4 separate regions of the Mus musculus genome follow, and regions 1, 2 and 3 are each linked to region 4. A link is a loop called in an ENCODE intact Hi-C map of the cell type or tissue named here. Cell type or tissue: heart. All regions are shown on one strand.

Region 1 (5,000 bases), 240 kb after region 4:
AAACACTGCAAGTTCATCTCTACCAGGAAGCGTCTGCCTGACCTACACTCACTCCCAGGTGCTTCTGTGGAGACAGAGAACCTTCCCATCCTCAGACAACTGGCCAGCACTCTGTTATCAGAGCTGTTTATTTCGGAACCTCTGGCATTTGAAGAATAGACCATCATTACAATCAACGAATACGTTTGTATCAAATACCTGCATCGTGTAAAGCTCTCCTAGTCGTATACATCGTGGGGGTCGAGGGAAGTTAGGGAAGAGGGGTAAGTGTGCAAGCATCTGAAGACACCAGAGGCTGACATCAGGGGTCTTTCCTCAACCACCTTTCTACATTGCTTTTGAAACAGGGTCCTTAGGATTCTGATTCTCGATAAACTGGCTGGCCACCAAGTCCCAGGGATGTTCTTGCCCATCTCCCAGCACCTTCTCCGACCCCTGGCAGGATCACAAGTGCATACTGCAGAGCCTGGCTTTCCATGGGTGCCGGATGTAGAGCTCTGGTCCTCATGGTTGCACAGCAAGCACTCTAGAGACCAACCCCACCCCCACCCCCACACACTCACATCATCCACTTTCAACAACAGCACAACAGAGAGAAAATGCACAAGAACAAAAAAATACAACCCAGGAAACATTTATTTAATATTCACACTTAAAATAAAACACCACCCACCAGCCATCCAACCCTAAGTGAGGAGCACTTTGTACCAGGTACTCTGATACCAAGAAGGGCTTGGCACCTGGAAATCGTGCCAGGCCACAATAAACACGGAAGCGAGCTAGTCATATGGATAAAAAAAGCGTCTTACAGAGCAATGTTCAAAACACATCAACTACTTAAACAAAAGAGTGTTGACTGAGCCCAGAAGCACTATGTGAAAACAGGCCTGCATTATTTTATTATTATATTTTCTCAATAGGCACAAATACAGAGGCTGTATACAACACAGCCCACTACAGGCCTTACTAATTAGTAACTCACAGTTCCTTGTTAGCTCTACTCAGCTCTGCTTTCCCAGACCTTAGTTTTGACACAGCTTACTTTTTTTTTTTTTTTGGATGCGGGGGTTGTCTCTTTGGTTTTTCAAGACAGGGTTTCTCTATGTAGCCCCTGGCTGTTCTGGAACTCTCTCGGTGGGCCAGGAACTCACAGAGACCTGCCTGCCTCTGCCTCCCCGGTGCTGGGATTAAAGGCTTGCGTCACCACCTCCTGGTTTAGAGTCTAGATACTTTTATCACTGCAGGTATAGATACTGTGTTTGAAATGGAAACTGGAAATGTATCGATCTTCTACTAGTAACTTCCTTGACTTTACTCCCCTAGTCTCCTATCTTGAGTATAGTTTATACTCTGATTCCTATCAGTGACGCCAAAGCCTTGCTGCTTCCAGGGTGAAAACCAAGACTTTCCTTGGGGCCTTTGGACTACGGGAGGCTGTGCTGACGCACTGAAAACCACATCCTGCCTTACTTTGAATGCTGCCCCAATGTTCTGATCCTTGGTCCTCATAAGACTTAATTCTCTGTAGCCTCGAGCACCTAATGTTTGCACAAAATGGTAGCTACTTCCTCCACTCCCAAGCACCTTCAGCAACTTCCAGGGACACAGACGAGGCTCGCCCTGCAGAGTGAGCACACCCAGGGGTGCTTAGTACCACAGCCTTGATCTGTCTCTGTGGGAAGTCTAGCCCCCACCATCCGAACATCTGGCCTTCATACCCCCTAGTCTTTCAGACTTTATCTTTCCTAAAAGGTAGGGATGGCAATCATGCAATTAACTGGACCCCCTCTCCTTCCCAATTGTACTCTTGTGCGGGGGCGGAAGGGAGGGCATATACCACAGAGTCCTTTTATCCAGCCCACTATCTAATCTTGGCATCGATCTGCTTTAAAGACCCCGATCTTAGAAACCTTCGGAACACCTTACCCCTACCGCGGTATTTAAAACCCTTCCATTGCTCCCGGTCCCCAATTGCAAGAGGAAAACACCTTCCTTGCCACAGCCTTGCAAAACTGCTTGTTTCTCTCGCTTCACTCGCGACGTCTTCAGCGAAGGCTTCTGGCGGACTCCGCGTTCTGCCCGGAACTAATGGACGTGAACGTAGCGAGGCGTAACTCCCGCGAAAGGAATAATAAGTCCTCGGCTTCACTCTGCGTCTCACTCCCTTCCACACTGAGAGCACTCGGTTCGCCGAGACTGGGAATTGGATACCGCGGAACCGCTAAACCCTTCCGCCCGCACCAAGCACAGCCCGTGGGCGCGCCCGGCGCTCGCAGCCCAGCCCTTCTGATTGGCTGCTGCGAGGTAGGGCGGGGCGCGGGGGCGTCGCGGAAAGATGACGCAACGGCACAGCTCCTTAAAGGCGCCGTCCGCACGCGCTGCCGATGGCGCAGGCGCGTTGTTGAACTTCCAGCTCTGACTCCAGAGCTTCACTCAGTCCGGGCGGGCGGGCGAGCGGACGCGAGGAGTGGCCGGCGGGGACGTGCGCGGGACTCGGGCGGGCGGGTCGGGCAGGTGGCGGCGGAGGAGCGGGAGGCGCGATGGCCGAGGGCAGCGCTGTGTCCGACCCTCAGCACGCCGCGCGCCTGCTGCGGGCGCTCAGCTCGTTCCGGGAGGAGGCGCGTTTCTGCGACGCGCATCTGGTCCTCGACGGCGAGGAGATCCCGGTGCAGAAGAACATCCTGGCGGCGGCCAGCCCGTACATCAGGTGAGCGGGCGCCGCCGCCCATCGCCTCCGCATCCCTCCCTCTCTCTCTGGCCTGGCCGCCTGCGGCTCCAGTGGCTCTGCCGCCGCGCCCCTCGGGCGCCCATGGGCCTCTCCACCGAGATCGCCCCGATCCCGGAGTCCCTGGAGGTCCGCAAAAGCCCCAAACACGGTGTACAGGCCGTCCTGGACCCGCACCCGCGAGCAGGGCGGGGCTGCTCCGGGAAGAGCCGCCCCTTCGCCCCGACAGGCCCCGCCCGGCCCGCGGAGCCCCGCAGAAGTTTTACCTCCGAGTCACCGCACAGTGGGCCGGCCAGGTTTTGCGCGGGGAAGCCAAAACAAACACCCGCGGCTTAGGCAGAAGGAGAACCCTGTAAGAGGTCGGTGGGAAGCCCCCACCCCCAAAGCCCAACTGTCACTTTGCCACTCCCTTGTTACAAACAGGCAAAACTGTTGCGAATTTGAGAAGACCCGGGGTCGTTCTTTGGCTACAGTTACCACCGAGGACCCAGCGATTGTAACCACCAAGAGGGCACTGTAAAACTTAAGCGACGCAAACCTTAGCCCAGTTTACTAGGTTAATGAAAAGGTTGAGACCAAGCTTATAGCATCGGATCAGAATTTGTGAGATGGGCTCCTGTCTTTTCTTTAGCAACTTTCCTTCAGGCAAACTGGTTTGCTCTTTTAATATGGGGGGTGGGGGGGGGCACTAAAAGGTAGAGAAAGTGCCCAGTAAGCTGGTTAAATATAGACGAATGATAGCAATGTCACTAGAATTGACAGATCAGAAAATGGAAAATTATGTGTATGCCGTTTCTTAGGGCTCTGTCCCAGCAGAACTCGGACACATATGCTGTTCTTGAATCTTTGCTTTTGGAGACCTTCGAACTCCAGAAGCAATCCAAGTGCCCTTGAAACTTCTGGCTTTTAGCCTAGCCTGGCCTTACAACATTGGGCTCTTTGTGGACTTAGGGGTCAGGTGTCTGTGAACAAGAAATTTAGATCACCAATATGACAGCTCAGGGCTGGCAGTTCAGAGGTTAAGGCAGTCAATCAAACTGAATTTCCAGGCCAGACCTTTCCCGTAACAGAGTAATCCTAGTTTGGGAAATGCTTAGGAAAACTACAATGGATGCAGTATTGTTACAGATCCTTAAATGGCACCCAGCTCTAAAGTCGCATATCCTGAAACACTGTCTCCATCTTTCTCTGTGATACTTACCACTGCAGTAAACCCTGTATTTTGCTCATCTCCGTGAGCCACAATGTAAAGTCAGTAGGCCAAGGATTTTTCTTTTGTTTCTTGCTGGGACCTTCCTAGAGGGACTGGTGCCTGGTGCCAGAATACATGTGTTGAATGAGTGATTACCTCGCTTCCCAGTGGACATCAGAGGTTTGGCTCTGTTGTATTGCCATGTGAACTGGTTGAGAGGAGCACCGCCCTGGGCAGTCTGGAGATCTGCTTCTGTCTCAGCTCTTACCTGCCTGCTGTGGGTTGTTGGGGATGATTTAGTCTTGACTCCCGCTCATTAAAATGACAAATGAGGGGCACAGTGTGGTTTTGTGCCATTTAATCTCCGAGGCACCTACAAAGAAATGTGTAATTAGCTTCAGACCCTCAACAGCTCTCCATGCAAGTCTGTCCAGCAGTTAGGATAGATTTCCTCTGGGCCATGGCTTGTCAGTTTCCAAGTAGAAAAATGGTGTCTCAGAGGATGTTACCAACTTAGATGTCGAGGCTCCTGGTGCTTCGTGGTTGAGCTAGGAGTCCACTCCCAAGTTTACTATGCATAATGTCCTGATTCCACTGTTCCAGATGACAACATCGGTTGTATTTGGATGTACTTGGGATAAAACCAACACTTGATGGCTCTATATTTTATCATTTAAATCAGTAGTCTCGTTTTATGGGTTGCAACCCCTTGGGGGTCAGATGACCCTTTTCCAGGGGTTACCTAAGACCATAAGAAGATACTGAAATTTACATAGAGATTCATAATGGTAGCACAATTAGAGTTGTGAAATAGCAACAAAAACTATTTTATGGTTTGGGGAGGGGTCACCACAGCGTGAAGGACTGTGTTAAAGAATTGCAGCTTTAGGGGCTTGCAGACCACTGACTGAAATGCTTGTCAACATGCTCATAGACTGAGCTATTTGGATTTTCATTTTTAACCAGTTTTTGCAACTGGTAGGGAAAGTAATGTTAATATTTTACCAATAAATTGAATTTTCTTTATTAACAGGCTGTGTTAAGTTTGACTACTGAAATGCTAGGCCATCCCTGTGATATTTC
Region 2 (5,000 bases), 69 kb after region 4:
TTCACACACGAGGAGTTACAGCCTTGCTCTTCTTTATAGCCCGTTAACCCTGGAAAAGGGGCCAGGTGTGGTGGGCTAGCTCTCAACCCAGTACTTAGGAGACAGATGTAGGAGGGTTGTAAGTTCAAAGCCAGCCTCAGCTACATAACAAGACTCCATTGCACAAAAAGAATAAAATTAGATGAGACTTGGTGGTGATACTATGTATCAGAGGCTAAGGAGGGAGAACCCAAGTTCAAGACCTAGCTGGGCTACAGAACAAGTTCAAAGCCAGCTGAGTCACCTTAGTCAGAGCCTGTCTCAAAATGAAAAGGTAGGAAAGGCTAGAGCCGTACCTCAGTGGTGGAGAGCCTGCCTCACATGTGAGGACCAGGGCACACTCCACAGTACTTCAAAAGTAATAATTGAAAGTGTTAGGTCTACTGTGGGCACATGTGTTCATTTGTTGCATGTACATACACATGGAAGTTGTGGACAACCTGCAAGAGTCAGTTCCCACTTGTCAACCCTACTACGTGCGTCCCAAGGATCAAACTTAGGTCCCCAGGCTTTGGCAAAAGTCTTAACTTGCTGAGCTATCTCAGCAGGCATAGATAGATAGATAGATAGATAGATGGTTTGTTTTGTTTTTTTAATTCAAGAGCTGCACTACAAGAACTAAGTCACCAGCCAGACTTGACCTCCAGGCTGGAGTAACCCCAGGCACAAACCACACGCTCCAAACAAGATTACAGGCTGTTCTGAGCACCCTGTGCTTTCCACCCCTGCAGCTTTAGGCCATGACCGAAACTGCAGTGCCTGAAAACCTACCCACTGATGCAGCAAGCAGCGGTCCTCATGGACCTGCCGGACCAGGTGAGTGGCCCGCCTCTCCTCACATCACCCACATGGGCTGCAGTACATGCATTTTGTACTTCGCTGTCACATAGGTGATTCCCCTTGTAGATAAACAACCTGTACTGGTGCTATGCCCTCTCAGGAGGTCTACAGCCACGGCAAAGAAAGTATCAGAGACCCGAAGAATCCAGCATGTCTGAGGAGTTGTGCATTTTCTCCAACATTTCCCCTCTCCTGCCTCACTGCACACATGCAGCAGGGTGAGACCACTGAGTGCTACTGCATGGATAGGGTTAGAGAGAATGGGCCGGCTAAACAAAAGGGTTCTCTTTGCATTAGCTGTGTTTATCATTAGCTGTGTTTCCCATCCTAGGTCATGTGGCTTCTCACAGTACCTACAATGGCAATGTCCCCTCCCCGCAAGCTCTCGAGCTTGCCCTCACCTATCCAACATGGAACACTTCTTAAATAATCTTCCCTACTTTTAAGTACCCTACTTTGCCCCAGTATAGTTGTTTTTCCAAAAAGAAAGAAACTTCCTATTTAGCACAGGCTGAACTCATGGTGTCCCACCTCAGCCTAAGTATGAAGTAACAAGTTTGTGCCACCATGCCAAACACGTTATCCCTTGTAACACATACACTGGCCCTAACTAATGTACATTTGACCACTTTTACTTCTGACTTTTCCCTAAGGATCTTTAGAAAAGCCCAAAGCACAATGCCATTTTCATAAGGTGGAGAGACTCCAACCTACTTGAGAGCAGGCTGTTAGAAACACGTCAAGGCAAGCCAGTACCTGTGCAAAATTGCTGATTCCCACCGTTCCAATACCTTCCTCTGTCGTTATCCACTCATGTTTCTCTGTGAATTTACGCACTAAAACACAAGACCAGTATTTCAGAAAAACAGCAGCAGCGTTTCTTCAAAGCCCTTCAAACATCATTGCTGTCAAAAGGCTAAGACTTCTCCAGGGTTTGGTGTTTAGTTTAACTGACATTGCTTGAGTAGTTTGATGCCCAGCAGAATAACAATGTATAAAGATAAGACATTTTAAAAAACATTGTGTAGCCATAGATGGACTGAGATGAATGTTGTAAAGATCAATAGGTGTTTATGTAGGTGAGGGCCTTACCTGAATATATATATGTATGAACACCACATGTGTGCAGAGTTCATTGAGGCCAGAAGATGTCAGATACCCAGAAACTGGAGTTACCCAAACCTAGGTCTTCTGGAACAGCAGCTAGTGCTTTTAACCTCAGAGCTATCTCTCGCACTCCAAAGATCATATCTTAGATGGAATCCTTGTACATCTCTGGGCTTATCTGTTTTAACATCTGTCTAAGTCCCCCCAAAATTTCAGAGTATATTTGCTGAGTTTATCCAATGACTATTCTTTTGAAGACAGGCTTGGGGTGATGGCTTTGGGGAGGCAGAATAAAGCCTGCTCACACAGAAAGTAATGCATGCCAGTACACAGCTGACTCATCTGGAAATATAGGGGCTGAGGTGGGAATGTGTCAAGTTTAGCTGGTCAGTTTAGTTCAGCATATGCCTGTGACCTAGCACTTAGGAGGTGGTAGGATTGAAAGGTTAAGACCATTAAGATGGCTTTAGAGATGGCTCATCAGTTAAGATTTATGTTGCGCGTGTTCAATTCCCAGCACCCACATGGTGGCTCAGTCATCCTTAACTCCAGACCCAGGGGATCTGAGTCCTTGTGGCTTCTACAGGTACTGCATGCACATGATGCAGCCATACAACACGGACATAATACCCATACATGTAAAAATAAATAAGATACCATTAAGGCAATCTCAAAACACAAGAATCAATGTTTGAAGAACTGAGAATGTAGCTCAATAGATAACTTGGCTACCATGTGAGGCTCTGGATCAATCCCACCAGTGGGGGAGGGGATTGATTTACACTGGGCACAATGGCCTGTAACTGTAATACTGAGTGGAGAGGCTAAGAAAGGGGGATCAATTGAGTCTGAGTTCAAGGGAGCTTGGGCAACACAAGACCCTGTCTTAAAAAAAGATTTGAAAGCCGGGCATGGTGGCACACGCCTTTAATCCCAGCACTCGGGAGGCAGAGGCAGGCGGATTTCTGAGTTCGAGGCCAGCCTGGTCTACAAAGTGAGTTCCAGGACAGCCAGGGCTACACAGAGAAACCCTGTCTCGAAAAAAAAAAAAACAAAAAAAAAAAAGATTTGAAGCGGAGGTGGCTTAGCAGTTAAAAGCATATGTTGCTCTTGTATAGGACCATAGGAGTGGCTTCCAGCACTCACAGGATGGCTTTCAACCATCTGAAAGCCTTCTCTGACCTCCAAGGGCACACATGTGGTGCAAAGACACACATGCAAGCAAAACACGTGTAGCATAAACCTTTTAAGATATGAAAACCAAGCTGGGCGTGGTGGCGCACGCCTTTAATCCCAGCACTTGGGAGGCAGAGGCAGGTGGATTTCTGAGTTCAAGGCCAGCCTGGTCTACAGAGTAAGTTCCAGGACAGCCAGGGCTGCAGAGAAACCCTGTCTCAAGAAACAAAACAACAACAACAAAGATATGAAAACCAAAAGATTTAACCTAAAAAAGGGTAATGTGAGTCTTTAGGTAGAGTTCTCTAAGGTAACTGCAACTTAGTTCTATGGACTGAAACAGGCTTCCTATAAACAATTATAACTTGGCCAAGTTCTTAAAATTCTGCAATTCTTTAAGCCTGTCCTTGAAGAAAGGGCCAAAGCCTTGGCTTCAATTCCCAACCCTGCTAAAAAAAATAAAGGAAAAGGGATTTGGGTCAAAGATGATGCACAGCTATGTGGCTGTGGCTCTCAACTGCCATTCTCTTACAAGTCTAGAACCCCCTGATTACCTTATGACCAACAATCATCACCTCAACACAGCATCTGACCAGGGGCGGACAGTCACAGATCTCTGACCCTTTGCGCTATCCTCGGCCACACCGCTGACAGTGTCGCTGCTCTGCCTCAACTTTGCAGCTTCAGTTTGAGCCAGCAGCATTCTGAGCTCAGCACACCCAGGTCCACTTGCCCTTAAAGTCCATATTGTCCTTTTAGCCCAGGAATGCTACCTAGGCTTAGGCACAGATTACAATTCTCCGTTAACCCTTGACCTCACTGAAGAAAGCAGATTAGGTAAATAATTACTTTCTTCCTAATCCTCGAAAAACACAGTTTGAGACCTGGGGATGTGGCTTTGGGGGATGGGTGCTTGCCTATCACTGTGGTAGCTCTGAGTTCAGTCTCTACCATTGCACAGCTGGGTTTGGTGGTGCTCGGCAGTCCAGTCGCAGCACTGTGGAAGGATCTGAAGTTGTCATCCTCAGCTACACAGGGGTCTCTCCAGCTTCGCAGTGAGAGCAGACCTCAGAGCAGAAACAGACTGGGGGGGGGGGGGGGGGCGGCACACCTAAATCCCAGCACTCAGAGAGGAAGAGGCAGGTAGACTTCTGTGAGTTCTAGGCCAGCCTGATCTACAGAGAGAGAGAGTTCTAGAATAGGGAAGATTACACAGAGAAACCCAGCCTTGAGAAAACAGAAACAAAACCCCACCATGGTTTGGGGCCTCAGAAAATCTGAGCTGAAACTGAAGATACTGCATTCTCAAACACAATAGCTTGCTTAATATGGGTCAGTGGTGCTATCTGGCACTACACACTAATAGTTAATAAAACTATTCACTGCTAATATGTCAAGCTGCAGGTGACAGGACGACTTCCCAGTAACTCTGAGGTAGCTATTGCCTCGCCTCCACTGTTCTAATGCAGGGCACTGGGGTTCTGAGAAGTTGAGAGACTGTGCCCGAGACCACACAGCTCTAAGAGGAAAAACCAGAATTGAATAATGTCTGTGTTTCAACAAGCACAAGGCTCTGCACCCTGCATAATAAGTGTGCACAATTCTGCCAGTTCAAAGAGGGTAAAAATGAAAAGAACCTGAGTAGTTAAGCAGACCGTGGGAATTGACACATTAGGCAATATTTAACCAAATACCTGGAACTCAGTATGTAGCTCCAGCTGCCCTCGGCCTCACAGCGATCCTCCACCTCAGCAGTGCTGACACGGTTACCGGTGGAAGCCACCCACCATGCCTGGTTTGAAACGGACTGCTTATTTGAGCATTTCTTTACCCTTGTA
Region 3 (5,000 bases), 59 kb after region 4:
GAGGGCTGGAGAAATGGCTCAGCAGTTAAGAGCACTTGCTACTCTTGCCAAAGACCCACGTTCGTTCCTGGCACCCACATAGCAACTTACAACAGCCAATAATTCCACTTGCAGGGTAGGGCGTGTGCCATTTCTATGTCAACCATTTCCAACTCGTGCCCTTTTTCATTTTTGCCTAGGTTCTAGATTTCTGTTTTGGACGGGGTTTCATTCCGCCCCTTTTTTTCCGGCTCTCTGAATTCACTAAGGGCTGGGTCCTGAAAGGATGGCCTTCTGAGGGCTCCCAAGGCTCACGGCAGACGGAATCTCGCGCCCACGCCTTCCCACCTGGTTTCTCCCTTTTACTAATAGTCCCTGCACACTCCTTCATGCCGCATAAGTTCCTTCCCTCCCTCCAAGAGGCTCCCTACACGCTACAAGCTGAGAGTTTACCCTTCCTTCAGAAGATCAAGAGGGCTGCATCAAGCTCCTTCCATTGAAACCTCAACCACGCCCCCACAGACCACGCCTATCAAACGGCTCCTCCCTGAGGCCCAAGCGGCTCCCTAGGCCCCGCCCAGTCCAGGCTACCCCAGAACCGTACCCCATCTTCGTCTCGCTTACCCACCCTGAAGATTGCTTCCTTCCGCGGCTCTGCCGCCCGTGAAGTGTCTAGGGAGTGTTCCCCGGGGTGAGGACGTGGCCACAGCCACTCAGACGCTCCTACGGGGCCGCGAGGTAAGGAAGGTCCGGAGCGGCAAGTCGCGGCCCCCAAGAGCCGGGCTGTTGCCCTAGGTTACGGCCGCGTCGGAGGCGGGCCTAGGTGCAGGCATGCCGGAAGTGACGTAACCCCGCAACAAACCAGCTCAAGGGCGGAGTCCCCTCTGAGGGCGGGGCTAAGGAGCATTCCCGTCGCTCTGTGCGTGGTTGCTAGGTGCCGCGTTGCCAGACGCTTCGAGAGCTTCGCAGGCACTGGCGACGTTGGGCGGCCAAGTTGCGCTGCAACAGCCTTTTGCCTTCTAGAAGGAATGCCTCAGAGGCCACACAAACAGTGTCTGGAGATTTGGCCACTTCTTCCTTTGGGCAGAATCGTCCCTTCCTTCTTGGGATCCCGTGTTGAAAGCGAGAGCAGAACTTCGCGGGACGACTCATTCCTAGTTGCATAATTTTGAGACCGAGTCTTCCTTGTTTTGTAGCCTGGTGCGGTCTCGAACTCATGGCAACCCTCCTTCCTCGATGTCCTAAATCAACATTGAAGGGATCGAGGGCGTGGGCTTCCACACCTGCTGACAGGAAGGATTTCTGGTTTTGTTCTTTTTGGTGCTGCCCACTTTAGTGGGGCAGAAGCAGCAGTTTCTCGCGAGGGGGCCGCCCACTTCTCCACTATGCTGCCCTTGGTGCCCAACTCATGTCTAGTTCCAAGGTCCCTTTGCTTTCTGGTTTAAAAAGTATTAAGAAAACAAGTCTCCAAAAGCAGGCTGAGTCAAAGGCTTTTGGAAAAAATGGCTAAGAATTACTACTTTTTACACTTATAGCATTATATAATATATATACAGTATAGCATATATACAATCGATAGCATAGATTTATAGCATTAACGGCCTCTAAAGATGTGATGTATATGACACATGAAGTTGGAACAAAGTCCTCTTCTAGACTGTGAATATTTGTTATTTCCCCCATATATATGAGGGAAATACTTTAACAAGCATATATGATAGATATTGTAATTATATTGCTATACCAGCGTATCTAATGGGCTATGACACATATTTCTAAAATTTTCTATGTATTTTTGGATTTATGCGTATGAGTGTTCTGCCTGTGTATATGTATGTACACCATGTTCATACTGGACAGTCATAAAGACACACTCTTTCATTGTTTTCTAGGTTCGCCTGCTAGACAGCGAGTCTGTCACCAAGATGTGTCTCCGTTCCTCGGTGTTTTGAGGTAGGCTTTCACTATGACGTCTAGTCTGGCCTCCAACAGCTTCCTTCTGTCTCTGAATGCTGGAATTACAAGCACATGCCACCAGACCTGGCCACTCAACCATGATCTTTACAACCGAAGGTAGACAAGTCTTTTCAACAGCCACAGAAAAGCTCAGAAGTGGGGGTGGGGAAGGGGGCAGGTCAAATTTTCCAGTCTGCTGCAGCAGAGTCTGCAGTTCCATACCACTGGTCTTTTTCATACCAGATACTGTGTGGGGCGCCCTCTAGTGGTTCTACTAAAACCCAACATAGTCAGCCTCCAAAGTGTTGCTTTGTTTTGTGGAGTTTTACGATTTAATACCTTGTGAACAATTTTTTTTTTTAACTTTAATTATTTTTTAAGTGTATTGGCATTCTGGATGAATGTGTGTCGGTGCACTACTTCCATGCCTGGTGTCCATGGCGGTTAAAAGCGGGATCGGATACTTTGGAACTGGTGTTAGAGGCATTCATAAACATCCATGCAGATCCTGGGAACTGAACCCAGGTCTTTTGGAAGGGCAGCCAGAGCTTTTGACCACTAAACCATCTCTCCATCACCAGCCCCCCCTTCCCCCTACTATATTTCTGAGGTTTTAATTCTTTGAAAACATTCAAAGATGTTAAGAAAATAGACAAAGACTAAAGAAAAAATGGCAAAGAAAGAAAGTATGCCAGGTGTGGTGGTGCATGCCTTTAGTCCAGCCCATGGAAGTTGAAAGCAGGAAACTCTGGAGTCAAGGTGGTCCTTGACTCTCTACCCTCCAGTTCAGCCTGGACTACATGAGAGCCAGGCTAAAGCAAATAAGTATAGAATTGCATGCTGTAGTCCGAGGAGATATGCTAGAGCAGTCTACCCACTTTCCTTGAGAGGGTGGGGGGTGTCACCGAGGGGTTTGGTTTGGTAGTGGAGTTTGTTTTTATTTGAGCTCATCTGAGCCCAGGCTGGCCATGGGATCTGTAGCTAAAAGATGACCTTGAACTCCTGACCTTCTGGTCTCCACCTTCTAAGTGTTGGGAGACACCAAGCCAGTTATACATTCATATCAGTGTGCATGTGTAATCCCAAACTCCCAGTCAGCATTTTTATAGTTGACGTTAGAGTGCGCCATATCAGCTTTCAGAAACTACGGTGGCAGTAAGTGCACTTGAGTTGTAAACAACAGTTTAAGCCAGTTTCAGAAAGTTCTAGTGTCTATGGCTACTAAATAGAAACCTGAACAGGATGGAAGTTCAGACACACCTTGTGCACTGTTGACCATGTGCAGACACACCGTGTGCACTGCTGACCAGTTGACACCTATTCCCCTCTCTAAAGGTCAATGCACACAGAGAACCATGGGTAAACCTCGCCCTGAGCTTGAGCATCTTATGTGCCTGTGATTCCTTCAGAAATAGAAGGCATCAGATCCCCTGGAACTGGAGTTAGGGATGGTTTTGAGCTACCACATGGGTGCTGGAAACAACCCCCAGGTTGTCTGCAAGAAGCAGGAACAGCAAGCCCTCCTAACCACTGACCCCTCTAGCCCCTGGCCTAATTTCTTTTTTTTTTTCTTTTCTTTTTTCCTTTCCTTTTTTTGGTTTTTCAAGACAGGGTTTCTCTGTGTAGCCCTGACTGTCCTGGAACTCAGAAATCCGCCTGCCTCTGCCTCCTGAATTAAAGGCGTGCACCACCACACCAGACTTCTATTTTTTTTTCTCTTTAATCATTTCACATGGTTAGGCACAGTACACCTCAGTGGTATACCTAGCACCAGACACTGGAACATCCTATAATTAAAATCAACCCTTCTAAAACTAGCAGTCACTAAGTAAAACATTAATATCCAAATAAAAATCACAATCAACAAAGAGGATGAATGTTTTATTTGTTTCGCAGTGTTGCAAAGCCGGTGCTTCACGGTGGGAAAACAACAGTCAACACAGCACATGGTGAAACAAAGACAGTACTCTCCTGCCTCTGACACTGTACAACACTTCCTTGCATTCCCAATGAGAAGACACTAATCTCTGACCCAAATCCAGTGGTGGATATGGGCAAGTAACAAAATTATCTAAGATACACCACTATTATCTTGAATTATGAAAGTCTTATACCCAGTAGGTAGGGTCTCGCCATGTAGCTGTGGCTGGTCTAGAACTTGTTGTGTAGACCGACCTTGAACTAACTAACATCTGCCTGTTGCGTGCTGGGATTAGAAGGTGGTCCGTCACCAAAACCAGCCTCATAACCACGTTTCACAGCAGACGATCCTCAGAATTCTAAACACCAGGGCTTAACCCCTAGTCTAAATACTTAGTATGGCAATTATCAAAAACCTGTACACTGTGTTTATCTGCATCCTTTAGGAAGTTGGGGGTGGCTCTTAAGTAGCACTGTCAAGAACAGTTTCTTTCCATCAGTATTGCTAAGTTATTTCAAGTCCTCTATTCTCCACTAGTTTAAGACAAGCATGCTGGAGCACGTCACATCCAGTTTGATCTGGGAGTAGAGGGGTGCCATGGTCACTCCTCAATGGACTTCACATATTTCTCATATGCTTCTTCACTCATCAATTCATCCATCTCTGAAGGGTCACTCAGTGTCATCTTGATCAGCCAACCTGTACCCAAAACAGAACCTCAGTTCACATTGCCTTTTAAAGTCAAATTCATTCAAAATTAATACAGTGCCCTCATTTAAGTGATGTTGTTATCCTAACATAAATCCATTCTTTCTTCAATAAATTTAGCTCTAAGACTTTAGTGGGCTGGAGTAAGGATGGCTCCGTTTTTAAGAGAGCATACCGCTGTAGCACGGGACCCAAGTTTGGTTTTGAGCATTGGTATCAGGTGACTTACAACCTATAACTCTAGCTCCAGGGAATTCAGTGTCCTCCTCTGACCACTAAAGACCCCCACACTCAAATATCCCTATATAGAAACAGCTGTCCTGGAATTCACTTTGTAGACCAGGCTTGGCCTTGAACTCAGACATCCACCTGCCTCTGCCTCCCTGCAGAGGGGGAGTGGGATTAAAGGTAAGTGTGCACACCACCATGACCAGCT
Region 4 (5,000 bases):
CTCCAACTTCTGATGGCCCACCTTATCATCTCTCGGTTTCATTATCATAGAACGATGAAATGCATTTAGGACCTGCTGTTCAAATCTTAAGCTTTTCATAAACTAGCAGTGCAGGCCAGTGCTTTCTCACGGTGCTGGGTACTGGTGACCACCTGGCTCGTGAGTCCCACAGCGTAGAGAAATGTATGCGCTGCAGCACACTGGATGGCTATTATTCCTTGAAGCACTGTGTTTTCTATTTCCACATTCTTTTCACATCTGGAAAAAAGCATATCTATGTATCATAATATATGCGATATTTTATTTAAAAAGAGGGTTTGTGTTAGAAGATTCTGCTCCACCTTACACATTCTGGGCACGGTGACATAAGCCAGGGAGAGCTATGGTGTTCAGTCCATAAGGTATACCAAATACATTGTTTCTTCAGAGCTGAGGGTCAAACCAGGGCCATGTCTAGTGCTAACCAAGCATCGGCCATTGCAATTTGGCCTTACCGTGCCCTTTAAATGAAGTTTTGAACTTACAGTGCATTTATCTGGACATAATCCTACCACAATTTAATAAGTATCTGTACTTGAGAAAGCATTTGGCCAATAATCTATATATGTGTATCATAGACAAACAAACACACATAACTACATGTATTTTCTTCCCATCATGACAAAAGTTTTTAAACTTTGTATATTACTACAGTGCTAGCCAGAAAAAAGAAAAAAAGAAAAATTGTTTTCATTTTATTTTTAACTGAGAAACGAAAATGGGCTTTTCTCACTGCTTATCCTGGATGGCTGTTTCAAAGAATAAAATGTTAATTTTGTTTTCTTCCACTCTTGGCAAGAAGAACTCTATTTAACCTAAGTCCTAAACACGCAACCTTATGGAACAAATCCCTTGCTTTAGCGCCAGGAAGCACATTTTTAAATAGAGTGACTCTAGTATGAGGAAATGCGTGCTGATAAGAGAAGGTATTATAAGAGGTGACATCCCTATATTTTAACGCCATCTGTATTTCTTTTAGAGAGATTTTGCTATTCTGGCTGCCCAAGAAAGAAACTTACACTACAGTTGCCATTCCTAATAGTTTAAAATAAGCAAGGAGCTGGAGAGATGTTTGGTGGGTAAAGCTCTTGCTGTGCCTTAGGTGTCTGCACCCCTTATTGCGGAGATCGGGTCAGGCAGACCCCAAGAAGGTTCTCATGGCTAGCCAACCTAGCCAAAACAGCAAGCTAACACAGTTAAGGAGAAAGCAGGTCTCAAATCCGTAAGGCAGATATAGACATAGAGCATGAGGGTTGGCTGGACTGAGGTCAGGCCCAATCCCAAAACAGACACATACAAAAATACACACTAATTAAGGCCAGCAAGTGCATGAGGACTTGAATTCAATCTTCAAAACACACATGGTGGAAGGAGAAAACTAACTCCAGTGAGCATCTTCTGACAGGCAGGCGTGCACGCACACACACGCACACACACACACACACACACACACACACATGATCATTTCTCAACTATCACCTTAAAACTGCTTCTCAAAAGAATAGGCCTCTGCCGGGCGTGGTGGCGCACGCCTTTGATCCCAGCACTTGGGAGGCAGAGGCAGGCGGATTTCTGAGTTCAAGGCCAGCCTGGTCTACAAAGCGAGTTCCAGGACAGCCAGGGCTACACAGAAAAACCCTGTCTCGAAAAACCAAAAAAAAAAAAAAAAAAAAAAAGAATAGGCCTCCTCTGCATCATTCTGGAACAATCTCCTACTAGTGCCAGGTAGGCAGGTAAGTAGTCTGCTAAGACCAGGGAAATTTTAGAGGAAAAAAGAAATAAATGTCTGCTGAATGTTGACATTTAACACTGAAAATGGAGAGGCGTATTTTCACTTCGATCAACCAAATACCAAGGCCTGGATGTACAAGACAGAAAAGATGTCAAGAGAATCCCTTTGCCAAGGCAAAGTTGCATACATTTAAAGTGGGTTTTGTTACTAACACAGGGTCTAGTGTAGCCTCAAATTCCTTATGTTGCTGAGGGTGACCTTGAATTCCTGATTCTTGCCTCCACCACCTCCCCAGAGCTGAGATTGAAGCAAACCATCCTACCCTCCTTGCCTGGGGTTTTGTTTGATTTCGAGAAGTTTTAACAGAGGCTTCTAATACATCTATTGTGAAAACACTCACAGTCGTCCTCGAAGCCTATCTAACGGACCCTAAACATTACTTTCCTTGTCAAGTGTACCGTGGGGGATCTTTACAGATACCCACATCACCAGCCAGTCCAGTGACTTTTCAGTAAAGAAACTTTTGACGGCAGCTCCCTAGATTAGTTATCAGCCAGAACAGTTAGCTCAATGCGCCCTCAGTGTCACGCATCTCCAAAGTTTTGCAGCAGGGTACGCGCACTCGACCAGGCGCGCGCCCAAGGTCGCAATGCCAGCGAGCGGCGGGCAGATCTCAGCAGTGTGACAGCTCATGCCCGCGGCTCACCAAGAAGAGTGTTCCTAGTAAAGGTCCAAGGGCAGGGACATGGGTGAACCTAGCGCGGCGTGGGAAGCTAAAGAGCCGCGTCCTTCCGCCACAGGCAGCCAGATGCCCGGAGGCTGAAGGACACCCGACACTCACCGTCACTCAGCCCCTACAAGAAGCACAGAAAGAGAAGTCACCGACACGGAGCCCGCAGCTCCCTTAGGACTTGCAAGCACCGACGCTCCGCGCATGCGTCATCCTGCATGCATCGCTCCGCCTGGACCGGTCCACTGTCCCATGCTGAGGGGGATCTAGGGCCATCCCACCGGGGCTCGGCGGGGACAGCACACAGAGATGACTGCCAGGTGGAATTCGAGACGGAGAACAATTATATTTACATGATCCTGTCTCTGAGTACAGCGACTCTGGGGATCTAAAGCGTTTTCCATCAGGCGCCCACAGCCGCGTCCCCCCGTGCAGCCGAAGCAGTGCGGAGGGCTTGCCAGGTGGGCGGGGCCCGAGCGGCCATTGGCGGCTTCAAAAGCACCTCGGCGGGAACCGCTGCAGAGACGGCGGGCGATGTGGACTGGTAAGGCAGCCTCAGCGACACCGAATTGGACTCGGAGGCGGCGGGAGGACTACAGGAGCCAGGCCTCAGACATCTACGGGGGCCTTGCCACGGCGCAGTTCCGCCACGGGATCTTAGCCTAGGAGTGACACTAGTGGAGGCCGGGTCCGGGCCAAGAGGGCCGGGATGAGCGTCCATGGCGTCATATCCGCCCGGAGTGGGGCGGGGTTTTATGTCCCTTGGCGTTTATGCCATGGAGGCTCCGGGCTGCCCGCTCAAGAGCTGCTTTACTTTGATCCTTAGGTTCCGTCGAGCCTAGGTGTCAGCTCTCTAATTCCTAGCCTCGCCTCAGTTTTTGTCCATGCCTCCTGTTGCTATACTCCTTGTGCTCCATGCGGGTCTACCGGATCGTTATTGTCACGTGTACATTCAACAGCCTTGTCTTAGCTGCTACCATGAATAAAGCGCTAGAAAATAGAAATTGAAATAGTAACAGGGCAGAAAGTTCACTCAAAGACTTGCTAACTTTGTTGATGTGTTACGCCCTTTCTGTCATTTCTTTTAGGAAGGGCATGGTGCAGATAGATCACTCAGAATTAAGAATCTTCGGAAGTGCTAAGGATTGGGCACCCCACCCCGAAGGCCCTGATCTCCGAAGTTTATAGCCGCATCTGGCCTGGTCAGTACTGGGATAGGAGAAATGCCTGCTTTGCATACACTCTCCTCTAATTTACCTCACTGAGGATCAGGAAAACGCTCTCAGATGTTGTCACGAACAAGGTGTTGGTTTAATAGTTGACAGACAGTGGAACTATATCCTTCCCTTGTGCATACCGCTTAGGGTGGGTATCCAGTCACTCTTCCATCAGTCATTAGTCAAGTGCATATGAGATTGTTCTTGGGTGACCAGACTCGCTGTGTGATTTGGCTCATGGTGACTGAAATTGCTAGGATCAGAACCCCCCAGCCCTGGCAGCCCTAACAAGCTAGGCTCCATAGGCCACTTAAAAGGACAAGTCTTTTGTTTGTTTGTTTGTTTGTTTGTTTTGTTTTTTCGAGACAGGGTTTCTCTTTATAGCCCTGTCTGTCCTGGTACTCACTTTGTAGACCAGGCTGGCCTTGAACTCAGAAATCCGCCTGCTTCTGCCTCCCAAGTACTGGGATTAGAGATGTGCGCCACCACCGCCTGGCTAAAAAAGACAAGTCTTAAATGAGAGGCAGAAAAGAGACATGTATTCAGTGTGGCCACACTGGGAAGAGCAAAGAGGTCTAGTGACCCACACACCAAGTGTTGAGTCCTGAAACAGAAGATTCAACAGAAAGCAGAGGGTATACACAACTAAGCAGCCCTAGTCACGGTGTGGTCCTCCCATCTCTGAGACATCGTTGCCCTGGTGTTGCAGTCCCTTCTGCAAGAGGGTCTGACAAGGAGACAGAAAAGCTCCCTCTGACTGGCACCAGGTGTCAGCCTTTCCTTCCCCATCAGATCCCTGGGTTGAACTCCATGTCTCTGTGGGGACACTCACAAGTGCCTCTTTTTAGAATGACTTTGCTCCTGCCAGAACAGTTATAAAACGGCTATAGAGTTTAAAAACATAGTTGTGAATAAGATCAACATAGTCCCTGTCTTGAGCAGAAAAAAAAATTAACGTAGCTATGATAAAATTATAAAGCCAATTGCAGGTGGTTCTGTAAAAATAATAAACGATGGAAGATTGGAAAAAAAAAAAAAACAAACAAACCACTGTTGGATGATTGCAGTAAGTTTCCTGGGGAGCCAGGCAGTGGTGGTGCACACCTTTTTAAATGAACTCAGCTGGGACTAGAGAGGTAGCTCAGTTGGTGGAATGCTTGCCTCCGCATGCAGTAAGCCTTGGGGTCATCTCCCAAACCACATGAAACCGGATGTGGTAGCGCACACGTGTAACAGCAGTGCCTGGGAGATGGGGACAGGAAGATCAGAAGTTCACGCCAGC

What was found. Hi-C counts contacts between places; a loop is a spot of excess contacts. Peaks named below come from ENCODE experiments on the same cell type or tissue, not always from the same donor. Only the 100,000 strongest peaks of a DNase experiment are listed, where the experiment ranks them.
Region 1: it touches region 4 in a loop (5-fold over the local background); 3 of 42 quality-filtered maps call a loop at or near these places.
Region 2: a loop joins it to region 4, with 2.7 times the contacts of the local background. A loop is called at or near these places in 6 of 42 quality-filtered maps.
Region 3: a loop joins it to region 4, with 10 times the contacts of the local background. A loop is called at or near these places in 9 of 42 quality-filtered maps.

The regions. Positions count from the first base shown.
Region 1 is chr8:117,155,595-117,160,594 of GRCm38, forward strand. It overlaps Gan (giant axonal neuropathy), which reads left to right and starts at 2,387. Exons shown (of 11, transcript NM_001081151.2): 1 at 2,387-2,707. The coding sequence starts at 2,541. In heart, a CTCF peak has its summit at 2,610; a DNase peak (open chromatin) is centred at 2,337; H3K4me3 peaks cover 2,616 bases; H3K27ac peaks cover 1,759 bases.
Region 2 is chr8:116,987,489-116,992,488 of GRCm38, forward strand. Gcsh (glycine cleavage system protein H (aminomethyl carrier)) reads right to left here. Exons shown (of 5, transcript NM_026572.4): 2 at 1,636-1,715. Among named protein-coding and RNA genes, the nearest start is that of Gcsh, 3.5 kb to the right of the region's middle. In heart, a CTCF peak has its summit at 2,575; no DNase peak of the experiment used is centred here; H3K4me3 peaks cover 503 bases; H3K27ac peaks cover 27 bases.
Region 3 is chr8:116,978,172-116,983,171 of GRCm38, forward strand. 1700030J22Rik (RIKEN cDNA 1700030J22 gene) reads right to left here and starts at 788. Exons shown (of 3, transcript NM_027103.3): 1 at 608-788. Gcsh (glycine cleavage system protein H (aminomethyl carrier)) reads right to left here. Exons shown (of 5, transcript NM_026572.4): 5 at 3,796-4,555. The coding sequence ends at 4,458. In heart, CTCF peaks have their summits at 965 and 2,202 (motif pointing left); DNase peaks (open chromatin) are centred at 610, 820 and 2,190; H3K4me3 peaks cover 1,389 bases; H3K27ac peaks cover 920 bases.
Region 4 is chr8:116,918,739-116,923,738 of GRCm38, forward strand. Cmc2 (COX assembly mitochondrial protein 2) reads right to left here and starts at 2,698. Exons shown (of 4, transcript NM_026844.3): 1 at 2,613-2,698. Cenpn (centromere protein N) reads left to right here and starts at 3,002. Exons shown (of 12, transcript NM_028131.3): 1 at 3,002-3,045; 2 at 3,590-3,703. In heart, a CTCF peak has its summit at 3,030; DNase peaks (open chromatin) are centred at 2,713, 3,083 and 3,133; H3K4me3 peaks cover 2,364 bases; H3K27ac peaks cover 2,298 bases.